2 separate regions of the Homo sapiens genome follow, and region 2 is linked to region 1. The links are chromatin loops, found by intact Hi-C in ENCODE. Cell type or tissue: gastrocnemius medialis. All regions are shown on one strand.

What was found. Peaks named below come from ENCODE experiments on the same cell type or tissue, not always from the same donor. Only the 100,000 strongest peaks of a DNase experiment are listed, where the experiment ranks them.
Region 2: it touches region 1 in a loop (2.1-fold over the local background); 7 of 110 quality-filtered maps call a loop at or near these places.

Annotation. Positions count from the first base shown.
Region 1 is chr2:27,975,117-27,980,116 of GRCh38, forward strand. All of the region lies in intron 3 of BABAM2 (BRISC and BRCA1 A complex member 2), which reads left to right. Among named protein-coding and RNA genes, the nearest start is that of MIR4263, 19 kb to the right of the region's middle. In gastrocnemius medialis, no CTCF peak of the experiment used is centred here; a DNase peak (open chromatin) is centred at 3,075; H3K27ac peaks cover 2,986 bases.
Region 2 is chr2:27,899,516-27,904,515 of GRCh38, forward strand. The region is part of intron 2 of BABAM2 (BRISC and BRCA1 A complex member 2); the gene reads left to right. Among named protein-coding and RNA genes, the nearest start is that of BABAM2-AS1, 11 kb to the left of the region's middle. In gastrocnemius medialis, no CTCF peak of the experiment used is centred here; DNase peaks (open chromatin) are centred at 1,896 and 4,586; H3K27ac peaks cover 4,628 bases.

The DNA.
Region 1 (5,000 bases):
TCAACATAGTTAAGATGTTTTCCCTAATTAGTTTTAATTAGTTTCCTAAGTCAATTTTCCCTAAATTAATGTACACTATTTAGTGTAATCCCCATCAAAATCCCAGCAGGATTGGGTAGATATTGACAAGATGATTTTAAAATTTACGTGGGAAGCAAAGAATTAAAATAGCCAAAACAATTTTGGAAAAGAACAATAAAAATGGAGGAGTCAGACTACTCAGTTTGAAGACTTATTATCAAGGCAGTGTGATATTGGCAAAAGAAGAGCCATAGATCAATAGAACAAAATAGTCCAATAATAGATCCATATAAATATGGTCAATGATTTTCCACAAAAACGCAAAGGCACTTCAATGGCAAAAGGAGTCTTCTCAGCAAGTAGACATCTACATGCAAAAAAAAGGACCTTGACTTATATTTCAAACCATGTTCAAAAATTGGTGAATCACATTCTTAAATGGAAAATTTCAAACCATAAAAATCCAAGAAGTAACCATAGAAGGAAGGCTTTGTGACTTGGGCTGGGCATTGAGTTAGATACAACAGTAGAAACATAATCCATAAAAGAAAAAAGTTGATAAATTGGATTTCACTGAAGCTTAAAACTTTTGCTCTGCTGAAGAGACTGTTAAGAGGAAGAGGAGGACAAGAAGCAGTAAGAGAAAATATTTGCAAATCATGTATCTAACAGAGAACAAATTTCAAGAATATGTAGCTTTCAAAAGTCAACATTAAGAAAACCAACAACAATAAAAAAAATGGGGAACAGATCTGAACAGATACTCCACCAAGGAATATATACAGGTAGCAAATAAACACATGAAAAGATGCTCAACTTTATTAGTCATTAGGAAAATGCAGATTAAAATCATTATGAGATGCCATGATGTACCTGTTAGAATGACTAAAATCAATGACAATAATAACAAAATTGACCATATTAAATGTTGGCACGAATGTGTAGAAACTGGAACTCTCATGCGTTGTTGGTTTGCTAAATGTAATAGTCACTCAGGAAAAAAGGTTGGCAGTTTGTTTTATGGTTAAAGATACACTTCATCATATGACCTAGCAATCCAGTCTTAAACATTTATCTAGAAATGATAAATGTACATTCACGCAAAACATGTACATATATGTTTGTAGCAGCATCATTCATAATCATCACAAACTGGAAATCACCTACATGTCTTTCATTGGGTAGATGGATATACAAACTATGGTACATCTGTACAATGGAATATACTAGTAGGCTATAAAAAAGGAGCAAGCTATTGATACATGCAGCAATTTGAGTCTCAAATGCCTTATGCTAAGTGAAAGAAGAAGCTGGTCTCAAAAGGTTACATACTGCATGATTCCATTTATATGGCATTCTGGAAAAATGCAAAACTGAAGGGGCCAAGAGCAGGTCAGAGGTTTCCAGGAATAAGGAATGGTCGGAATATTTAAATACACAGGGATAGCATGAAGACATATTGGAGAGTGATAGAATTGTTCTGTATCCTAATTTTGGTGATGTTTACACAAATCTCTGCATGTTATACAACTCTTATAGGTGTACAGAAAAAGATGAATTTTACTGTGTATAAAGTTAAAAAATAGTTTATAATTTTTATGTCACCTTTTTTCTTTTTACTGTTTGAATGTGGCTACTGGTAAGTTTAAAATTATGTATGTGGCTTGCATTATTATTTCTATTACATAGCACTGCTTCAGATATTAGAAGTGCAAAGAAGGATTAGGTGTGGTCCGAAGTCTAGGAGAGGGATATGGCAGAAGGAAGTCTTCTAAGAAGAGGAGGCAAATTTAAATGACCTAAGTTTAGCCTCTGCCCCCTACTTCCATCCTTTGTTCTACAGATTTTGTTTGAGAGCCTAATTCATGTAAATATGCCAACTCTCAGATGTAGTAATTCCTTAGAGTCTTTTTCCTTGATATTGGAAATTAAACTCTACCACTCAAGATGAAAAGAATGCTGTGCAATGGAATAATTAGTGGCATCCTTGCATTTGTAGGCACAACAGCCTACATTGCTGAGGCAGTTGACAAGTTCCTTGACAAACTTGTGATGAATGTTTAAGTTCATATTATTATTGGTTAGACATTATTGTTTAAATTATTGCACCCAAGATTGTTTATTGTTTATAAATTGTCATAAAGGGAGGTTTCCAGAAGGATGCCTAGCCAGTATGTTTATAATTTGAAGTTAGGAGTGCCAACCCAAAATTGGAGTAGAATCTAAGAATATCATGATGGACTTTAAATAGGTAAATCTAGCGATACTGAAATATAATACAGATAAATTTAAAATTTCAAAATGGATTCTAAAATTTAGTTGTCCCAGTTAAGAAGAGGGATATGTAGCTTAGCAGTGGTAAATACATAAAAATGTTAGGGCTTTTAGTTAATAAGAAGCATAATAGGAGTCACTACTGATGAGGCTGCCAAAAAAGCTATTTTAACTTACAATGCCATTTATCAATAGAAGTTTAATACATAAATTAAGGCATGGATTTTTGTATTTGTTTCTGTGCTCTTTAGAACACACCTAGAATCTTATCTTGAGATCTGGGTGTTATCCTCTAAGAGAGCTATAGACAAACTGGTACATATTCAGAGAGGAGAGAGCCAAATGATGAAGGAAATTGAAACAAGTCAGATGAGGAATAGTGAAGGAGACTGGGATAGTAAGCCTGTCTAAGAGGTGACTCCTAGTGGGGTTGAAAGATAGGTCACGAGAACTGCCTTCAAATAATTGAAGGGCTGTGATATTACAGATAAATTAAACTTGTCCCATAAAGTTCTCAGAACCAGCAAATGGAATTTTCAGAGAGATATTAAATTTCAGTGTAAGGACACACTAAGGGTTAGAGCTAACTCTTGGAAATGAGTCACCTCTTCAAAGTTTTTCGTAAAGCTCTGAAATGGTTTGGATATGTGTCACCTCCAAATATCATGTTGAAATGTGACCTCCAGTGTTGGAGGTGAGCCTAGTGGGAAGTGTTTGGGTCATGGGGGTGGATCCCTCATGAATGGTGTGGTGCTGTCCTTGTGATAATGAAAGAGTTCTTGCTCTGACTTCATGTGAGATCTGGTTGTTTAAAAGAGCGTGGCACCTCCTCTTGCTCTCACTGCCACTCTCATCTTGTGATGTGCCTGCTCTCCCTTCACCTCCTGCCATGATTGTAAGCTTGCTGAGGTCTTTGCCAGAAGCAGATGCTGGCACCATGCTTCCTGTACAGCCTGCAGAACTGTGAGCCAATTAAACCTCTTTTTATAAATTATCCAGTCCTCGGTTAGTTCTTTATAGTGATGCAAAAATGGACGGACACAAACTCTATTGCTTGAACTTACTTTTTGTTGAGACTATCTCCTTCAAACTGGCGTTTCCACAAAGTTCTTGTCTGACTCTCACTTCCATACTTGGAGTTTCAGTCAGTAATCATTTAATGCAGCAACTGATAAGAATAATCTATCATTGGCAGAAAACCAGTCATTTACCTTTTTCTTTTTTTCTTTTTCAAGTTTCATTTTAGGTTCTGGGGTTACATGTGCAGGTTTGTTACGTGGGTAAATTGCATATCACTGGGGTTTGGTGTACAAAAGATTTAGTCACCTAGATAGTGAGCAAAGTACCCGATTGGTAGGTTTTTGACCATCACCCTCCTCTCACCCTCCACCCTCAAGTAGGCCCCAGTGTCTATTATTCCCCTCTTTGTGTCCATGTATACTCCAATGTTTAGCTTCCACTTACAAGTGAGAACATGTGGTATTTGGCTTTCTGTTCCTGGTTAGTTTGGTAGGATAATAGCCTCCAGCTACATCCATATTGCTGCAAAGGACATGATCTCATTCTTTTTTATGGCTGTGTAGTATTCCATGGTGTATATGTACCACATTTTCTTTTTTTCTTTTTTTTTTTTTGAGATGGAGTCTTACTCTGTTGCCCAGGCTGGAGTGCAGCGGCACAATCTCGGCTCACTGCAACCTCCACCCCCTGGATTCAAGCAATTCTCCTGCCTTAGCCTCCCAAGTAGCTGAGACTACAGGCATGCGCCACCATGCCCAGCCAATTTTTGTATTTTTTTGTTTAGTAGAGACGTGGTTTCGCCATGTTAACCAGGCTGGTCTCGAACTCCTCACCTCAGGTGATCCATCTGCCTCAGCCTCACAAAGTGCTGAGATTACAGGTGTGAGCCACTGCGCCTGGCCTATGTACATTTTCTTTATCAGATTCACTCTTGATGGGCATCTAGGATGATTCCAAGTCTTTGCTATTGTGAATAGTGCTGCAATGAACATATGAGTATATGTGTTTTTTTCATAGAATGATTTATATTCTTTTGGGTATATACACAGTAATGGGATTGCAGGGTTGAATGGTAGCTCTATTTTAAGTTCTTTGAGAAATCTCCAAACTGCTTTCCACAGTGGCTGAACTAGTTTATGTTCCCACCAACAGTGTGTAAGCATTTCCTTTTCTGTGCAGCCTCACCAGCATTTTGTTATTTTTTGACTTTTTAGTAATAGCCATTCTGACTGATGTTAGATGGTATCTCGTGGTTTTGATGTGTATTTCTCTAATGATTAGTGATTGTATTAGTTGTATTAGTATTGAATTGTTTCTTAGAAACTATGTTTTCCTGGCAGTTATTGAAACTGATAGACAAAATAGTATGATAATATTTCACTGGTGAGGAATAAGGCAAGTATCCTGTGGACAGGCTGTGTTCCTTCTGTAATTAGGGAGTAGGAGATATGGTCCACTCTGCATATCTGGTAAGTGAGCCTTCCTGAGATGGTGCTGATACCTTCTAAAAATTGTCAGCTGCTAAGGCACAAGCGTGTAAATAAAATCTACTTTGTATTTAACATTTCTGTGATTTCATGTATGTGTCATATTATAAAGCACTGTTGATGTGCATTTTGAAAGGAAGGAACTTCTGCCCCCATTGCTCCCACTGTTATAGCCTGGCAAGTTTCAGGGAGTAATGA
Region 2 (5,000 bases), 76 kb before region 1:
CCAGGCTGGAGGGCAATGGCGCGATCTTGGCTCCTCAACCTCTGCCTTCTGGGTTCAAGCGATTCTACTGCCTCAGCCTCCTGAGTAGCTACAGCGTCCGCCACCATGCCTGGCTAATTTTTTGTATTTTTAGTAGAGATGGGGTTTCATCATCTTGGCTAGGTTGGTGTCAAACTCCTGACCTCAGGTGATCTACCCACCTTGGCCTCCCAAAGTGCTGGGATTACAGGCGTGAGCCACTGTGCCTGGCCTAGTCCTAGCTTTTTCTGGATTAACTGCCTGAAAAATATGTGATATGGCATTTAATGACATTTAATATGTATGGAATTTACTTTCGTTAGCTTCAAAAAAGAAATAAAAATACCTCTACCCACATTCATAAAATGATGTGAAAGACCTTGTTAATCTGGAACATTATTGATGCCTTTTATGTAGTACTTGTCTGAAAGATTCAGGGAAGTTCTTTAGAAGTTCATTAACAATTCCTTCTTCAATCCTTCCATCAGCCGAAGTGTGAATTTCTCGTTTCTGTAACAAAACAATGACAGAGTTAGGGAAAAGAATGGCTTCTTTTTGGTGTGTCACTTTTGGCATTCCTTTCTTTTAGATCTTCAGCAGACACAGTTATGAGTGGTAGGATCTACATGTCTAATTTCTATTAACTCGAAGAGGTATACCCTATAGGACACAGTATAAATAAAAGTATAAAACAAGGAGACAATTTTTAAAGGTCACAAGAACCAGTCTTATTACATGTAGCCAGTTGGCCTTGAAGAGATAAGGTCTAAGTTATCTATATTCTAGATCTGGTTCATAGGAGAAATAGGCAAGAACCTAATCGAAGCAAGATTTCTTTTTTTTTTTTTTAAATAGCAATTCATATATATTTCTCTTATGTTATCTAGATTTTTCTACCTTACTTAATAAGACTGTGTATGTTTCTAAACTCCATTGCTAGACCCATCAGTATCTTAAGGGCCAAGTTCTTGTTTAATTTATGTTTATACCTCCTTAAGATCTATCTTCGTACTTTTCACATGTAATGTAGTAAGTAGGATTTGAATGGATGAATGAATGAGTTAGATGTTTTCCTTGAGAAACTACTTGTTTTGGGTATCAGAGTGGTTTGTTCTTGTGGTTTGGAAGGATTTTTATTGGCCTGATAGTGTATTGCTTACTTTCTGTTATGCATAATTCTTTTTAATGACATTCCCTGAAATGAGTTGACATTTTTGAAATTATAGTAGGCCGGGCGCGGTGGCTCACGCCTGTAATCCCAGCACTTTGGGAGGCCGAGGCGGGCATATCACAAGGTCAGGAGATCGAGGTCATCCTGGCTAACACGGTGAAACCCCGTCTCTACTAAAAATACAAAAAATTAGCCGGGCATGGTAGCGGGTGCCTATAGTCCCAGCTACTCGGGAGGCTGAGGCAGGAGAATGGCGTGAACCCGGGAGGTGGAGCTTGCAGTGAGCCGAGATTGCACCACTGCACTCCAGCCTGGGCGACAGAGTGAGACTCTGTCTCAAAAAAAAAAAAAAAAAAAAGGAAATTATAGTAAAGTGTATTATCTAATACTGGATTTACTCTTGCAGGTAAAATACAGACTGAGATCTGAAGGGACCAAATTATTAATTTTAGAGAATTATTCCATGAGCTTACTGTTTATTAGTTCTTTGCTCTGTGTTAATTTGATCACAAGCATGTGCTATTTGTAAGATGCCATATTTTGTCATTTTTAGTGATTTTTCTAATCTTGAAAATGTCTAAGTGTCTGTTCAGCATTCTGGAATGATGCCTGGCAAATACAACAGTGAGGAAAGCAGAGAGGGCTCACTGCAACCTGTGGCAGCTGAGCCTCAGTATCTTTTTTCAGCATATTGCAGTGACTCAACCTCACTGGCACATGGCTGTGTTTGGGGCATCTGCTGTGACATCTCATCCGCCCACAACTACCTATTGCATTTTTTTGTCCATGTTCTGAATTTCATTACTTAGTTAAAAATAGATACTCAGTGTAAGTACTTGATTACTAAATAGACAGAACACTTTTAAAGGATGAGTGCTGTAAGCTTTGAAGACTGATCTCAGTTTGGCTGCATGAGTCTCTCTAACTGGCAATCTGAATCTTCATTAGCCTTGTGTCTGGAAGGAAGCTGCTGCCCTGGGAGGCAATAGTTTAATTTTTGTCTATGGCCATACCACCTTGATTGCGCCCAATCTCGTCTGAAGATGGGCAGTTTTTAATAATTTAGATTTAGTTGTTCACTTAACTTTTCTGTACTTTTCCCTGATCTCATTCCCCTTTTTCCCCACGCCTGTCTTCATACTTTATGTATTCATTATACATAAATATATTCCTCAACAGTATTATTTTGCGTGTTTAAAAAGTTTGTACAAATGATATACTATATATATTCATCTATATCTTGCCCATTTTACTTAGTATAAAGTTAATGAGATTTATCTGTGTTGATATTTACAGGTTTGGTTCTTTCCTTTGTGCTGATATTTTGTATTCCATTGTGTGAATATGCCCTTAATTTTAAATTCATTCTTCTGCTGATTGACTGTTACACTGTTTAAATTATTTTTTTGACAAAGAATGCCACAGTGAACATTCTCTCACATGTGCACAAGAAAATATGTATGAGAATATTTTCTGGGACAGTTTTTTAAACTGAGTGTATTTACCCATTAGTGGTTGTAAAATCAATTGAGTGAGTCACCCAACATTAAAAAATGAATGAGAACAAAATGGAAACTCTCAAAATGTGTCACAGTAAGAATAAGCACTGTTTTGTGAATTTTCATTTCGGTTAAATAAGTAAGTATGTGTATACTGGGTCATAATGAAAATATGTGTGATGATCAAAACTTTGAAAGCTACCCATCAAAGGTATATTCCTAGAAATAGAATTACTAGCTCTTAAGATGTATACATCTTCTATTTTATTAGATATTGCCAGATTGAATCATTTTCCTTCCATCAGAAATGAGTTTCTACTATTCTGTAGCCTCACCAGTACTTGATATTGTCAAACTTATATTTTTGCCAAGCTGATGAGATGCGACCTGGTATCTCATTGTGGTGAAAAGTCTTTTAATATGCTTATTGGCAATTCAGATTTCTTCCTTTGGGATATCCTTTGTTCGTCTTTTAAGTGGATTGTTTGTATATTTCTATAGATTTTAAAGCATTCTTTGTGTATTTTGGATACTGATCTTTTGGTAATTACATGTATTACAAATATCTGCACAAAGTCTGTGGCATATATTCTTATTTTAGTGCCCCTGACATCCAAGAGTTTTGATTTTGATGAAGTTATATTCTACAGTATTTTCTTTTTTAGATTTGAATATATGTGCCTGTGTGCACGTGTGTGTGTTTGTGTGTGTGTGTGTGTGTGAGAGAGAGAGAGAGAGAGAGAAAGAGAGTTTTAAGAAATCTGGGCCTATCCAAAAGTCACACATCTTTCTTTACGAATTTTAAAGTTTTCCTGTTTCCTTTTTTGGTCTTTAAATGGGAATTTATTTTTTCTGTAATATGGAGTGAGATAGAGATATTGTCTCCCCCACCCCCCCCACCGTATGGATAATTGGTTGACCTAGCCTCATTTATTGAGAAGGCCATCCTTGCCCATGGATGTCAAGTTTATATCACACATGGGCCTGTTGCCAGGCTTTCTGTTTTGGTCAGTCAGCCTCACTGTCCTTGTGCCAGTTCCATACTTTCTTAACTATTACAGTCTTGTGAAATGTCATGATAGCCAGTAGGACAAATTCCCCCCTTCCATCTTGTTCTAATTCTTAAAAATTGTCTTGCTTAACCCTGTGTTCTACATACGTTTTTGTAACCTCATTTAAATAGTTGTATACTGTTTCATTAGGAAACATACCATAATTTAGTTAACAAAAAAACTTCTTTTTAATTAATTGAGAAAGAGAAATGAAGAGAGATTACCCTGATGAGAGGCAAATTGAGAATTGAAGGTTAGAGAAGCTCTCTCTGAGGAACTGAGATTTAAGTTGAATCATGAAATAGATGAATATACTAGTCCCCCCTTCTCATTAGGGGATATGTTCCAAGACCTCCCCTAGTAGATGCCTGAAACCTCTGATGGAACTCTGTTGCCGTCAGTCAGAACACGTTTATGTTGGTGTCTTCCACCCACAAATTTAATGCCTTTTCTGTTTCAACTGAGCACGTAGCATACGCTGTAGCTGTTATTTTTGCAATTTGAGGTGCAAAGCAAAACTAGCACAAATTTCTTTTTCCTTCTTCACAATTTCATGGATAGAAGATTTGTTCTTATGTTAGGTCTTAGCAACATCAGCATATTTTTTTTTAATTCCTTATTAAGTCAAGAACATTTACCTTTTTCCTTAAAGGAAGCACTTTATGGCTTGTCGTTAGTGTATCTGAATTGCCAGCATCACTACTCTTGTGCTTTCCCGAAGCACTTTATTCAGTAAAATAAGGATTACTTGAAGTCAAGCACTGCTGTACCAAGGCAGTTGATCTGATCACCAAGACAGCGACTAAGTGACTAACGGGTGGGTAGTGTAGACAGTTATGCTGGACAGAGGGATGAGTCATGTCCTAGGCGGGACAGAGTTGGAAGGTGTGAGAACAATCTCAGAACAGCATGCAATTTAAAACTTATGAATTGTTTCTGGAATTTTCCATTTAGTATTTTCAGACCAAACATTGCGTTTTCTTGACCAAGGGTCAGGGTAGGCCAAGGGTAACTGAAATCACAGAAAGCAAAACCATAGATAAGGGGGGACTACTATACATCAAAAGTCTTAAATTTGCATACTTCTTGGCCCAGTAATTAAAATTTTGCTGATACATAGGAATATATGCATCCATATGGGCACATTTTATTTTATGGTCCCAGAGAAAGACCTCCAGATAATCAATCTGGCAGTCCTCCAATAAAAAGGCCAGAATGCTGCCTGATAACACTACAGTGAAGCTCAGTCGTTGACAACAC